Regions from separate parts of the Homo sapiens genome. Here region 2 is linked to region 1. Evidence: chromatin loops called from intact Hi-C (ENCODE). Cell type or tissue: mesothelial cell of epicardium. All regions are shown on one strand.

The links. Hi-C counts contacts between places; a loop is a spot of excess contacts. Peaks named below come from ENCODE experiments on the same cell type or tissue, not always from the same donor. Only the 100,000 strongest peaks of a DNase experiment are listed, where the experiment ranks them.
Region 2: it touches region 1 in a loop (32-fold over the local background); 4 of 110 quality-filtered maps call a loop at or near these places.

Annotation. Positions count from the first base shown.
Region 1 is chr4:121,242,773-121,250,772 of GRCh38, forward strand. No RefSeq gene overlaps it. Among named protein-coding and RNA genes, the nearest start is that of TNIP3, 82 kb to the left of the region's middle. In mesothelial cell of epicardium, no CTCF peak of the experiment used is centred here; no DNase peak of the experiment used is centred here.
Region 2 is chr4:121,418,790-121,426,789 of GRCh38, forward strand. All of the region lies in intron 1 of LOC107986309 (a long non-coding RNA gene), which reads left to right. Among named protein-coding and RNA genes, the nearest start is that of QRFPR, 42 kb to the left of the region's middle. RefSeq lists an enhancer at 1-498. In mesothelial cell of epicardium, CTCF peaks have their summits at 3,010 and 3,212; no DNase peak of the experiment used is centred here.

The DNA of each region.
Region 1 (8,000 bases):
CTCTTCAGGTGAGGTGAACTTGTAAAAATACCTGAGAATGGTTGTGAAACTGTAGTGTGCTGCTGCTGTGACTTCTGTTTTATTTTTTTCATTTCATTTACTTTTCTATATACGAGTGTGTGTGTTTGTGCACACACACAGAGTATATATAAGACATAGATACTTATAGTACATAGAAATGTATTTGTATAAATACATGTATGATGTTGAAAGTTTGAGATTCTTTGTTTTTTGATAAAAACTAGTTAAAATTGTTATTAAGATCTGAAAATTAATTCAGTCAGTTTTAAGAGACATAGAAATTCAGAGCAGCAATCCCTGTTTGGTAAATGCTTCTGTGGGGGACAACATTCTCCACTAAGGTAATTTTGAGCCACAATCTTAAATCAAACCACGAAAGATAGAAATTATTTCCTTGGAATAAGCTGTGAACAGTATTACCTAAGGCTTTGGATAATTTCAAATGAAATGCTGAATTTAGTATATTGAATGACACAGCATCTTTATTTTAAAATGGAACAAGTCAATAAGGTATTTACAGGAACACACAGCTTGAATAATAAAATGTGTGTGAATAGATCTTAATAATTCATTCCATGTGCTGATGCAATTTGATACAAACTCAAGCGTTTTAATAAGAACTGTAAGCTGTTTTTTGAAATTATGTATTGGATTAGAGAGAGAGAGAGAACAGACCAATTAAGCAACGAAAAAGAAGCGGGGAATTGCTAATGCTGAATGAGTAGGAGCCATCTGGAACTATAAAGCGTCCCCAACAACCTACAGCTTCCCACACAGATCGTAACCTCCTCCTCCGATACCCGCCCCCACTACTTTGTGTAGGAGTTTATCTTTTCCAGCTATCACTATGGGTAGGGTAAAAACTACTTTTATAAAAATTACCTTCATGGTTACTGAAAGCTGAAGAGGAATACTTCACTAACCATGGGTCATGACTCATAGCGTAAATACTTATCTAGTAAGCATTTATAATATTTCTTTGGTGCTAATTTTCTCATTGAATAAAGTTTGCTTTCATTTTGTTTCATCCACATCATAGCGGCACTTTCTGGCTGAGCTGCTTAACCCTCTGAATTCAACTATTTGCAGAGGCATAAAGAATTTTGATGACTATTTCATTATGCTTCCTCTAAAAATATGTTTTAAAGTCTCTAAAGATTGTTGACTGTGTGCAAAACACTCTAAAGCTTGTTTCAAAGTAACATAAAGCATTTAGATGAGAAAAGGGAATATACACAATCCACTTCAGCTACACATAAACTGGTTCATGTGTTAAGGACAGTTCTAGAACTTTGGAAACTTGGATAAGGACGCTCCTTCTGAGTATAGTTCTCATAGCACAATCCCAAAGACACTGGAACCAACTTCAACTCCCACTGAGCTTAGAACCTACCCTTTACATTACCCTAGAAAAACAAACACACTCTTTTATGTAACCCCTCTCCCCATTCTCCCCCTTCTTTTACAAATTATATGCTAAAATGCTCCCAACGTACTTATAAATAGATCCAATAAGACATCAATTTCTACACCTTCCAAGAGGGAGGGGAAACAATCACAGGAAATGAGGTGAAAACAAATACTATTGGCCGGGCGCAGTGGCTCACGCCTGTAATCCCAGCACTTTGGGAGGCCGAGGCGGACAGATCACGAGGTCAGGAGATCGAGACCATCCTGGCTAACACGGTGAAACCCCATCTCTACTAAAAATACAAAAAAAATTAGCCAGGCGTGGTTGCAGGCGCCTGTAGTCCCGGCTACTCGGGAGGCTGAGGCAGGAGAATGACATGAACCCGGGAGGCGGAGCTTGTAGTGAGCCGATATTGTGCCACTGCACTTCAGCCGGGGCGACAGAGCGAGACGAGACTCTGCCTCAAAAGAAAACAAAATAAAAACAAAAACAAACAAACAAAAAACAAACCAAATGTTATTAACCAAATTACTAAAATAAAGGAAACTTGAACACTAAAGAATAAATAATTTTCACAAGAACATTCTAAAGCAAATTGTAGTATCACTTTATTTTCATTATTGTAGTAACATTTCTTCAATGACTTGGTATCAATAAATTGTATACAAATAAAAGTCCTGTGTTGGCTTAATATTTCATTTTTCAGCTTTTGTGTTAGGGTCTATAAACAAGTTTATTGGTACCTGTGTTTACAGATGCACCATATTTAAATGTAGTATAAAGTCTGATATATATGAGAATACGATGGGATATGTGTATGTGTGCTCCTGTGTGTCTGTATGTGTGCCCTTGTGTGTGCAAGAGGGTGTGTGGAAGTGTTTGTGTATGTATAAAATGCTGTGTGTCTGTTTAATTAAGAGTGTTTCTGATAGGATATGATTCTAGTGGGTTAGGGAAGAAGAAGGTGAGAGGAGAGTAGGCCAAGGTTGACACAGAGGAAGTAAATAGGTAAATAGAGAGAAGTCAGGCACAGTAACAAGGTAAGCAGGATATTGGTGTATGCTTCCCCTGGTTTATCTGACATTTTCCCCTAGGTGTTCCTACTCATCACTAGCAAACCTAAATCTATATTGACCCATCTGCACCTCTGGAATTCTCAGCATCAATCTCAAATTATTGAAACTAGTCTTTTGAGGATAGCCTGAAATATTATTTTGGCGAAAGAAAAAAAAATCTCGGGCTGGGTGCGGTGGCTCATACCTGTAATCCCAGCACTTTGGGAGGCCGAGACAGGTGGATCATGAGGTCAGGAGTTTGAGACCAGCCTGGCCAACATGGTGAAACCTCGTCTCTACTAAAAATACAAAACTTAGCTGGGCGTGGTGGTAGGCGCCTGTAATCCCAGCTACTTGGGAGGCTGAGGTAGGAGAATCACTTGAACCCAGGAGGCAGAGGTTGCGGTGAGCCGAGATGGCGCCACTGCACTCCAGCCTGGGCAACAAGAGCGAAGCTCCGTCTCAAAAAAAAAAAAAAAAGAAAAAGAAAAAGAAAAAAAATCTCTACATATATTTTCCAAAATCATATTTGAAAATCTCAATGATTTAATTGATTTATAGATAAATTGTTGGTAAAATACATTCCTTAAGTGAATTTAAATATAATAAAGTAAGGTTTCATTTATCCTCTGATTAAAGTGATATTTTATTGAAATTTTGTCATTTAAATAATGACCTTTCCCTTTGTTCAGTGCCATTGCTTATATAAATTAATGTTTCAGCAGAACAACGGTGAGTGGCAGACTCTCATTGTGTGTTTCTAAAGTTGGTCAGATACTGCTAAATGTCATTGTAATTATCTCAGAAGTTTCCCATTTGGCGTTATGTGGATGAGAAAAACTGTTTCTTGGCTAGGCTAAAGTCTCTCTAGCCTTGAAATTATTAGGTTATCTGTAATCTAAAATATTTCATAACAGGTCAATAACAAGAATAAAAATTTGTCATCTGGTGTCAGATTTTAAAACTAAGTTTATACCTACCTATTTATAATTTTAAAATGTTTACTTTGACTTTCATATCCTCCAAATGTAATTTCCCCCCAAATCTTTTACAATTATATATTTTAAAACTTTTTGTTTACATTTAATTTTCCAGAAACTATATTCATAAATTTTTTCTGCATCAACTTTATTTTTAATACTTAAATGTCTTGAAATATGTATGATAAAACTCTGCTGCATACATATGAGTAGGGAAAGAGCCGTGTCTTTAACACTGCCTCTAGCAGATAGTGTTTATTACTAATTTTCTTTCTGTGGGAGGTAGGGGAGATTACATAGTAAGAGTAGAAATATTAATTTATTTTTTGTCATTTATTCACTCAGTCAATATCTATAGAGTACTTCTGATGTGCCAGGCACTGTTTTAGGTGGAGAACAGAAGTAAACGAAACAAAATTGTATGCCCTGGTGGAGCATAAGATTAACTAGAGAAAGACAGAATGCTAACAAACAAAACATGGAATGTGTCAGAGGGTGATAAGTATGCAGAAATACAAAACAGAGACGGGGAAGGGGTGTGGGATTTGGTAGTCAGAGAAGGCTCTACTGAGAAGGTGATATTGAAGCCCAGATAGAGAGAGGGCAAGGGAGTGTGGGAAGGTGTTCCAGGCCCAGGCAACAGCAAGGGCAAAGGTCACAAAGAGGAGGTATGCTGAAGGGAGAGGAGAGAGGATGAGGTCAGAGGAATTAAAAAGGGCACATTGCATAGGACTCATAGTCCTTCATAAGGCTGTTGGCTTTTACTCTGGAAGACACTGAAAGACATTAGATATTTATGAGTGGAGAAAAAACGTAATCTCACTTTTTTTTTTTCCCCCAAAGGAATCTTTCTAGCTGCTATGTTCAGAATAAACTTTAGGGGAGCAGGGATAGAAATGGGACCAGTAGGAGGCTATTTCAGACACAGGATTCTGATGATAGGGTTGTGTGGGTGGAGTATAAGCTGAAGTTAGACCAAAAGGATTTGCTGGTGGAGTGGATGGGAGGTATTCGAGAAAAAATATTCAAGGATGGGCCAGGCACGGTGACCCACGCCTGTAATCCCAGCACTTTGGGAGGCTGAGGCGGGCGGATCATGAGGTCAGGAGATCGAGACCATCCTGGCTAACGTGATGAAACCCCGTCTCTACTAAAAATACAAAAAAAATTAGCCGGTCGTGGTGGCAGCTGCCTGTAGTCCCAGCTACTCGGGAGACTGAGGCAGGAGAATGACACGAACCCAGGAGGCGGAGGTTGCAGTGAGCCAAGATCATGTCACTGCACTCTAGCCTGGAGAACAGAGTGAGACTCCATCACCAAAAAAAAAAAAATCAGAATTCAAGGATGACGTCAGGCCAGGTGCTGTGGCTCACACCGAGGCAGGTGGATCACTTGAGGTCAGGAGTTCAAGGCCAGCCTGGCCAAAATGGTGAAGCCCCCTCTCTACTAAAAATACAAAAATTAGCTGGGCATGGTGGCAGACACCTGTAATCTCAGGTACTTGGAATGCTGAGTCAGGAGAATCTCTTGAACCCAGGAGACAGTTCTGTAGTGAGCTGAGATCATGCCTCTGCACTCCAGCCTGGGCAACAGACTGAGACTCTGTCTCCAAAAAATAAAAATAAATAAATTAAACTAAATTAAATTAAATTAAAAAACAAGAATTATGTCAAAGTTTTTGGTGTGAGCAACTAGACAGCTTGTGTTGCCATTCACTGAGATGGGGAAGCCTATGTGAGGAGGAGGTTGAAGGTTTAAAGAGGAAGATCTAGAATTCAGTTTGTGAGATGTTAGAGTTAAGATGCAAATTAGACATCCAAGTAGAGCCATCAAGTAGGAAGTTGTATATATCACCTGGGAATTAAAGAGAGAAGATCAGCTCAGAGATATTGATTTGGGAAGCATCTGCAAATAGATGGTACTTAAGGCCCTGAGATTACATGAGAGATCACCAACACACTGAGTATAGAAGAGGTCCAGTGATTTAGCCCTGGGCCACTCCAATATTAAAAGAATAGGAAAGACGAGAAATCAGAAGAAAGACTGGTAAGAAGCATCAACTTACCAGGGAGAAAACCAGACAGTATGGTGCCCTGGAAGCCAAGTGAGGAGGGAGGATCTGCTGTGCAATCACTTGTGATAAGTAAGCGACCTGAAAATTTCCCACTGGTTTTTAAAAAGTGGACTTCATTTAGTGACCTTGACAGGAGCTATTTATTTTGGAGGATTGAAGTGAAAGCCACATTGAGAGAGCTATAGAAAATATAGAAGAATGTGGGAGTCAAGACAAATTTTAGTATTAACTTGGTATTCTGCTGTTCAGTTGACCTCCCCTGACTCAGGCCTTGATATACCCAGATGTCAAAGGTTAGAAACCATCACGGTAGCTCACCGCAAACCCCTGGGGAATCATGACTAGAATTCTTCCTCTAATTTTAGGAGATGGAAGACAGCACAAGAGAGTTTTTTTTTTTAAATGGAAAGAAAGTGAAGATCAAAATTATTAAGCAATCAATAAGATTATTAATAATCTTTAATTTTTATTCCTTCTGTCTCGAAGCTGTGTCTTCTCACTGCTCTTTCCTCTAAACTACCATGTTCAGTTATTACCGCCCACAAGCCTCCAAATAAAACTCTCACAGTAGTAAATCACAGGCCCCAAAGAGTCAAAGTTAATGCCTTGTTAAAACATAATGGATAGAACATTATGTTGGTCTGGCCACTGAGGGCCTGTGTGAAAAAGGGAACAGATGGCAGGAGTCCAAACTTACAACTGCAAACATAGCTAGAGAGTTGGGCATGGTCAGCCCAGTGGGAGATAGATTCAGGCAATCCCCAGGGAGGTATGGGGTAATGACTGGGTTAGCAGGGTCAAGGATGAAGGAGATGGCTTCAGCCAGGGTCATGAATAGGAAGTGTACATAGTCAAGTTGGAAAAACTGGCTGAAGTATGGTCAAGGAAGAGGGTCAAGGCTAGTTCAGAGGTAAGACAGACCTTTAGACCAGAAATGACCTTTTTGCTTCATTGTGCACCATTATGCATTACTTCTTATCCCAGTTACCCTCAGTGATCCATCCTCTGTGATCAAGTCTGCAGCTGGCCAGCTCCTTGTCTTAGACCATTTTCTGCTGCTATAACAGAATACCACAGACAGAGTAATTTAAAAAGAATAGAAGATTATTTGGCTTACGGTTCTGGAAACTGGGAAGTCCAAGAGGATGGTGTCAGCCTCTCCTGAGGGCCTTCTTGCGGAATCATAACATAGTGAAGGGCAAGAGAGAATGCGGGACAGAGAGGATGGGAGTCGGAACTTCACCTTTTTATCAAAAGCTCACACATGAAATAATTAACCCACTCCTGAGATAATGACACTAAACCATTCATGAAGGCAGAGCCCTCAAGCCCTAATCACCTCTTAAACATGCCACCTCTTAATCCTGTTACAATGGCAATTAAACTTTTAACATGAATTTTAGAGGGGACATCCAAATCATAGCACTCGTCAATATCCAAGGCACAGGTAAGGTTTGATAGAATGTTTCTCACATAAAGAAGTCCTTGGAATTCTTCAGGCGCCCAGCCTAGTGCTGAAGCTAGAACTTGGATACTGATCAGACCAGGCAGACAGGATGGCAAATCGCCATGGTTACCAGGTTCCTTCCTTATTCTCAGTCTCTCATCCCCATGAGTCTTCCTTTTCTGACTACTTCTGATGATAACTAGAATTACTGTCTGCATCAAAGGCAAGAGAGTTTTCACTGCATGTGATGGAAATTCAAACCAAACCAACTTAAATGGAAATCATTGGTTTATGTAATTTACAATTCCAGAGGTTTCAGGTACTTCAGGCATCAGGCTTATATATTTCTGTCTTCAAGTCCTTGCTCCCTAACAAACCCAGAGAGGTACACACTAAGTATGACCATTCCCTTTAACATACTGTAAGTATTTATTCTTAGGACATCTAAACTGATGTTCTATTCATGTAAATTATAAGAAGTGTGGCATCTTAGATAAGGAAGAGATTCTCCAGCTTGAAAATCATATTATTATAATATTTTTTCATATTATATGTAATTTCTTCTGCAGACAGCTTCTTTCAGTTTACACAAACCTTAATTCAGTACTTTTTAGTTTTTCCCAACAGAAACTCTTCTCTATGAAGCATGAGTGAGCAATGCAAATTTACCAATGATTTTGCAGAGGACATTAAGGGAGAGCTTGCATTGCATGACATATGGTATTTAACTCCAAAAATCGCCATAAATTTTTCTCAACCTTTCTTCTCAGTTACCAGCCTTTAGATCTCCCGCTGACCATCCTTCCCATGTGAAGTCTCAAATCTCTCCCCTCCTAAGCAGATAGTAGAGCTCTCCCTCATTCCTTGAAATCTATCTCAGGTGCCAGCCAACCTGTAACCCTGGAGACTCCAAACAGGCTCACCAAAGTGTTAACTCCAAAACTGAGTCTCCTCCGGGTGGAAACTCTTGGAATATGACCAAGAAAAGAATTTTTTCTTTGTTATTTGCATT
Region 2 (8,000 bases), 180 kb after region 1:
GGGTCTTGCTGTGACTGCTGTGGGGGTTGGGCGTGAGGTTCCCAGGTCAATGGAGTTATGTTCCTCAGAGAATTATGGCTGCCTTTGCTGTGTCATGCAGGTTGTCAGAGAAGTGGGGAAAAGCCACCAGTTACAGGCATCACCCAGCTCCCACACAACCCAGAGGGCTGGTCTCACTCTTACTGTGTCACCCCCAACAGTACTGAGTCTTTAGGCAGTCGGGGAGCAGAGCTGAGAACTTGCCCAAGGCTACCTGCCTCTCATCTGCAAAAGTAAGTAGGGCTTTCATGCTTCCCTCACTTGTGGAGTCTACACACCGGATTCACTTCCTCCCTCGAGTTCTGGCCAGGATACTTCTTGATCTGTTCAAGTTGTTACAGTTCAGCTGGAGGTTTCTTTTCCTGTCACCTTTTCCCAGTACCTCAGGCAGCCCACCCGAAGGACCACTGTGAAGCAAGGGAGAAATGGCTTGCCAGCAAGCCTACGGGGCTTTTCCCGCTGCTTCTTCTACGTCTGTATTTTACTCAGTTCTCTAAACTGACTCAGCTCCAGGTAAGGTCAGAATCTTCTCCCATGATCTAGACCTTCAGGTTCCCCAGTGAGAATGTGTGTTTGGAGGCAGATGGTCCCCCTTTCTCATTTCCACACTTTGGACGCTCACCATATTTGGAGTGTCTCCCGGGTCCTATAGGAGCAATCTGCTTTCTTCAGAGGGTCTGTGGGTTTTCTCTGTTTTCCTGATTTATTCCTACAGTCATTCTGGAGCAAAAGTTCACAATGCAAGCCTCCACATGCTGCTCTGTCCATCTGAGTGGGAGCTGCAATCTAGTCCTGCCTTCCATCTGCCATACTCTCTATACCGTATTTTTTTATATAAATCTGTCTGTTAATGAATACTTAGGTTGATTTCATATTTTTGCTACTGTGAATAATGCTGCACTAAATAGGAGTGAAGATATTGCTTCAATACACTGATCTCCTTTCCTTTAAATGTATATCCAGTACTGGGATTAATGGATCATATGGTAGTTTTATTTTTAGTTTTTTGAGGAATCTTTATACTGTTTTCCATGGTGTCTGTACTAAGTTACATTCCCACCAACAGTGTATAAGTATCCTGTTTTCTCTGCATCTTCACCAGCATTTGTTATTTTATTTTTTATTTTTTGTCTTTTTGATAATAGCTATTCTAACTGGGGTGAGGTGATCTCATTTTGGCTTTTATTTGCATTTCCCTAGTGATTAGTGATGTTGAAAATTTTCATATACCTGTTAGACATTTGTATGTCTTCTGGAAAATGTCTACTTCACTCATTTGCCCAGTTTTTAAATTGGATTTTTCTTTTTTTCTTTTTCTTTTATTTTTGCTATTATTTTACTTCCTTGTATATTCTGGCTATTAATTTCTTGTCAATAAATAGCTTGCAAATATTTTCTCCCATTCTTCAGGTTGCCTCTTCCCTCTTTTGATTATTTCCTTTGCTGTGCAGAAGCATTTTAGTTTGATATAATTCCATCTGTCTTTTTTTTTTTTTTTTTTTTTTTTTTTTTTTTTGGTTTGTTGCTTGTGTTTTGAGCTCTTATTCGTAAGTTGTTATTTTTTTTTCCTGGCCTTTGTCCTGAAGCATTTCCACTATACTTTCCCTTAATTTTATAATTTCCAGTCTTACATTTAAGTCTTTTGAGTTGATTTTTGTATATGGTGAGAAAGATGGATCTGATTTCATTCTTCTGAATGTGGATATCCAGTTTTTCCAGCATCATTTATGGAAGGGACTGTCTTTTCTCCAATGTACATTCTTGGTAGCTTTCTTGAAAATCAGTTGGTTGTAAATGTATGGATTTATTTCTGTCTTTTCTATTCTCTCCCAATGGTTTATATGTCTGTTTTTACAACAGCATCCTGCTATTTAATTAATATAGCTTTCTAGTTCATTTTAAAGTCAAGTGGTATGATGCTGCCAGCTTTGTTTTTTTTGTTCATGATTGCTTCGGCTATTCAGAGTCTTTTGTGGTTACATACAAATTTTAGAATTGTTTTTCTATTTTTGTGAACAATGTCATTGGTATTTTGATAGTGATTACATTTAATCTGTAAATTGCTTTGGGTAATATGGTCATCTTAACAATATTAATTCTTCCAATCTGTGAATATGGTATGTCTTTATTTTTTTTGTGTCCTTTTCAAATTCTTTTAACAGTGTTTTGTAGTTTTCATTGTAGAGATGTTTCACCTCCTTGGTTAAATTTATTCCTAGCTATTTATTTTTTTTACAGCTATTATAAATTGAATTGCTTTCTTGATTTATTTTTCATTTAGTTTATTATTGGTATATAGAAACATCACTGATTTTGTACATTACAACTTTACTTAATTTGTTTATCAGTTTTAAATGTTTTTTGTTAGTCTTTAGGCTTTTCTACATATAAGATCATGTCATCTGCAAACACGGGCAATTTGATTCCCTTCTTCACAATTTATATGCTCTTTATTTCCTTCTCTTGCCTTCATCTTTAAATTTTTTTTCTCCCCATCTTCTGTTCTTTGCCATTCTTTTCGTCATATCTTTTCTCCCTTGGGCACTTGTAATTAAGTGCTTATTTCTTAGATGTTTTTGTCTTTCTAAATTTCTTTCCTGAGTTTTGTCAGCATGTGTTCATACCTTGTTTTTACATTTCTATTTCTGGCCTTTGAATTTATTATTTTTCTGTTCTTTTATATCAGCAATTGCTTGTTCAATAACATTAAACGAAATTTAAATTTATTTATGTTGCAGTGTTGCTCTGCTTCTTGCTTTTCTTCTCTTTATTTATCTATCTCTCACTTTACCAAAATGTTTTGGTAATTATTTTCTGCTTCATAATTATCGGAAATTATAGTGGGTACTTGAGTGGTATTTTGTTTGTTTGTTTGCTTGATTTTGTTCATGTTTGTGTAGCGACTATACGGACCAGAATAGCAAGGGAGGAGTTTAGGTGATTAACTCAGTTTTTCTATTTCAAGAGTGCCCTCTAATGTTGCTACAGCGAAGTGCAGTTTCTTTAACAAATAGCTCTTTTTTGTTGTTGTTCTGCATTTTTCTTAGTTTTGATTCTATCTTGTTTTGGTAGAATATTTCATCTTAATCACTTTCTTCTTTTTTTCTCTTCATCATCAAACATTCAAGGAAACTTTCTGTTTCTGAGAAGCCTACTTATCCCAGAAACAATATCTTCCCGTAATAGTTGCCTATTGCTGCAAACAAACAACCCCAAAATTTAATGATTAAAAATAATAGTTTCTTTGTTTATGATTTTCTGTGATATCTGGGCATGGCTCTTTTGGGGCAACTTGCCTCTGTTTCTCATGGTGTCCACTGGGCCTATCCGTACAGTGCAATTTGGGCTGGAAGATCCAAGATGGCTTTGACTCCTTAGCTGGGATGGCTGGAATGCCAGGGCCTCTTTCTCCTGTGGGACTTTATCCCACAGGATAAAGACTTTCTAACTCTCCTCTACTCTCATGATTTTTTCTTTTCTTTTTTTTCCCAACACGGAGTCTCGCTTTGTCGCCCAGGCTGGAGTGCAGCGGCACAATCTCGGCTCACTGCAAAGTCCGCCTCCTGGGTTCACGCCATTCTCCTGCCTCAGCCTCCCGAGTGGCTGGGACTACAGGCGCTCCCCTACCACTACCGGCTAATTTTTTTGTATTTTTAGCAGAGACGGGGGTTTCGCCGTGTTTGCCAGGATGGTCTCCATCTCCTGACCTCGTGATCCGCCCACCTGGCCTCCCAAAGTGCTGGGATTACAGGCGTGAGCCACCGCACCCGGCCTCCTCTCGTGATTTCTAACTGAAGGTCATTTTTGTCTTAATGCAATCTCCGACAGGAGAGCTGGATTTCTTTACAGGGTGCTCAGAACTCCAACAGGGCACAGATGCAAGCTGTACAGTCTTCTAAGATCTAGCTTCAAAAGTTATATAGTCTCACTACAACATTCATTTGTTCAAAGCAAGTCACAATGCAAACCCAGATTCAAGACTCTACTTCCTAATGGGGGGAGTTTCAAAGTCACATTACAAAAAAAAAAAAAAAAAGACATGAGTGATGGGAGAGTTGTTATAGTTACCTTTGGAAACAATCTATCATGTTTCTCCAGACTGATGCATCTAGTCTCTAGTTCCATATACTTTATAAGCTTTTTATTTTTTGTAGCCCTTGCCAAGTCCTACCAGGGCTCAGATCTGTTTCCAGTATTCTTTTTCCAACTTGAAGTAGACTCTGTAGGTGAACCCTAACTGATGTTATCTGTCTTCCGCTGCTGCTATGACCCCATTGTACCTGTGTTCTCCTCCCTTTTGTGTCATTCCTACTTGACTTCACTCAATCCTCAGCTCCACAGCCGACTATACTATTCTTGGATGATTACTTCCACTCTCAAAAATAAATTGAAGTTTATAGAATTTATTTATCAGTTATGCTACAAATGGCTTAGTTATGTAGCAATAGGCCATTTCTCTTGCCATAGATATATAGGTAGAGAGAGAGAATATACATACATATATAGATGGATGGATGGATGGATAGATAAATGATAGGATAGATAGTTGGAAAGATTCAAATTTAGGCAGCTACCATTGTCCTATCTATCTTGTCTTAAAATTGAATCCTCATAGTTACAAATCTGAGATAGAGGATTTGCAATTCCATATGTCTTTAAAAATGTGTTATATTTTATATTTAAGTGCTACCTTAAATATTCTAATATATTAAAAAGCTTTATATTTGAAGACTATGCAAAAGTATATGCAGAATTTCCAGGCTATCTTTGGTTTTGATGCCCCCTAAGGTTAAGGTTTTCTTAGAGGTAATAGGAAAAAATTTAAATGGACGTAAGAGTAGAAGAGACTTTCACCAAAGGTTGTCTAGGTTTTTGTTCAGTGAATGGACATATTATCTCATTCCATCAAGTGACACCAAAATGCTTTCCAAGTCTTGGTCAATCACTAGCATGGAAATAAGAAGGAAAAGATATCATCCACAGATGATCCTGGGAAAGGCTGTTACTTGTCCGGATGCCCTGCCTGAAAAACAGCATGGTCTTAAAAGCATTTTAATGCCCAAATACACTTTAAACATTTTAATTGTTCTTTTTCCAAAATTAAAATTGAGAAACATATAATACCTAGTAGATATTACTGAACACTATATACATTTTAAATTTTCAAATTCTTTTTGCCCACAAAACTTTATTAGCAAACTTAACCCAAGGTTTTAAGAATTTTCCAAACTAAATTAATTGTTCTTATTCCAAAGATGAAAATGCAGTGCACCCAGCAATCAAATGGTACCAAGTAAGTGGAGAAATAATTTTTCTCTCTACTAAAGTCCTGCAGGTAGCAACTGAACATCTACTGAGTGGATTAAAGATAATCTGTTATTTTTCCTTATCTAGGTAAAGGTTGAGAGACTGTCTTGCCTAGAGAACAGAAGGCAATATGGTTAGCCTCTCAAAAGTAGAGTATTAGCCAGGTAGGTATTATAGATGCAGTTTCTTTAATTGTTAACAGTAGTTTATTTTTCTTCATTATAACTGAAATACCTTCTTACTCAAACTGTGATTGATAAATCAGCAGCATTGACATCACCTGGGAGTTTGTTACAATTATAGAAACTCAAGTACTATAGAATCAGAATCTACATTTTAACATGATCCACAATTGATTTCTAGTCACATTAGAATTTGAGAATCATTGGTATAATTTGTTCTTAAAAGACCTGACTCTTTAGGTAACCCCATAAGAAAGATACCTGTTACAGCAAGATTATTACTTACAATTTATAATAGATTCAGAATTTTTTTGAAATAGTAATGAAGTCCACAAATTGCATACCACTTAAATGAAAACTATTGTTGTTAAAAATATACAAAGATCAAGAAGAAATAGCCTTCACCTGTAAAGAACATACTAACATACAAGAGCTTTTTAAAATTAGGGATATAATCCCAAAACAAGACACTTAGAAATAATTTCTATAAGAGATCCATAGGCTATAGAGGCAGCACTGAGGAGGTCAAGGAAGACTACATAAAGGAGTTAGCATTTGAACTGGTCTTTCAAGGACAGAGAGAATTAAAGATAATGATGATGAGCAAAATCTTAATAGGCAGGAAAACCCAAGCAATTTATCTAAAATAAAGTGTACTTATAAAGGGGCATAAACTAAAAGCTAGGAAGGTAGGATAAGACCAGATATATTGTAGGCCCCTTCTCCAATTTAGTCCCCTCTTCTCATGGTAACAATCAGCATCCAAATGTGTAGGGTGTTTAAAATGTAATTTGTGGTAAAGGGGGAGGTTTTAGAACTAGACCAAGATATAGACCAAATCTTAGTTTTGACTTTTGTTAGATATGGGTCCTTAGTGAAATCAGTTGAACCTCTGAGCCTCATTGAATGTGGGTTATATTAATTCATGCACATAAAACATTCAGCATGATGCCTGGTACCTAATAATTATTATGTATGATATTATTATTATTATGTATGATATTTTATTATTATGTATAATTATTATGTATGATAACATTATTCTCTCCTTCTGGGTTTTGGTATCCTGCCAGTTTTATCACCTGCCAAGTAGTGCAGTAAATATTTCATGCCTTCATTAGTTTTGCTCTGGAGTTATAGAAATCCCATGTGAAAATGAAATAATAGCAAAGAATGCATCTCTATCTCTCCAACAAAATGTGATATAGCAATTCCTTAACCAAAAGTAATGAAAAATGCCTTAGATCTTAGACAGAGAATCATGTTATGTTAGAAGTTCTAACTATCATAAAGCATTAAGCCCCAAAGATGATTTCATCTCATCTATAAAATGGGAATAAAAGCCTACTTTTCAAAGTTGAAGGAAAGATAAAATTACATATATGAATTTTTACATCATTCAGTACAGGGCCTAGCATACAGTAAACATTGCATAAATGAGAGCTATAATCAACAATAATAATTACTATTTTATCAATAAGCTAGATAAGCAGCTCTTATCCCAGTTCCACTTGAGTGCATCCCTTTTAATGCTGCTTAGTAGAAAAGTAGAATGGAACCTACAGAAGTGGACAGTGTTTAAGTTTTCCTGTCCATTCAAGCCCTGCAACTCTTCACTGGATGACTTTGAGAAGTCTCTTAAAATTCTTTTTTGCCTCTCTACTGAAACCATCCTTGACAAGATCATGAAGTGTCTCTGCGTCAGCAAATCTAATCACTGAGTCTTGGTCCTCCTCTCACTTGACGTTTTGGCAGGATTTGATAAAGCTGATACTCTCTCCTTGACAAACTTTCTTTTTTTTATTTTAATAGCTTTAGGGATACAAGTAGATTTCAGTTACATGGATGAGTTGCATAATGGTGAAGTCTGGGTTTTTAATGTACATGTCACCTGAACAGCGTACATTGTACCCAGTAGGTAACGTTTTATCCCTCATTCCCTTCCCACCCTCCCCACTTCTGAGCTCCAATGTCCATTATACCACTCTGTATGCCTTTGCATACCCATAGCTTAGCTCCTACTTATAAGTAAGAATATGGGGTATTTGGTTTTCTATTTCTGAGTTAGTTCACTTAGAACAATGGCCTTCAGTTCCATCCAAGTTGCTGCAAATGACATTATTTCATTCTTTTTTATGGATGAGTAGTATTCCATGGTATAAATATACCACATTTTCTTTATCCATTCATTGGTTAATGGCCACTTAGGTTGATTCCATATTATTGCAATTGTGAACTGCCTGACATACTTCCTTAAAGCTTCAGCGACATCACTATTTTCCTTGGTTCTTCTTCCACATAACTTGCTGCTCTTTCTACCACACTTCTGTGAGCACCTCTTTTCTTAACTCTTGATGTTGAAGTACTCTAGGGATAGGCAGCACTTCCTTTATCTTCTCTATCTACTACCAACTAACTCCGTGCTGAATGTGTTCAGAGCTATGGCTTCAAATGTAATTATAGCTAGATCAC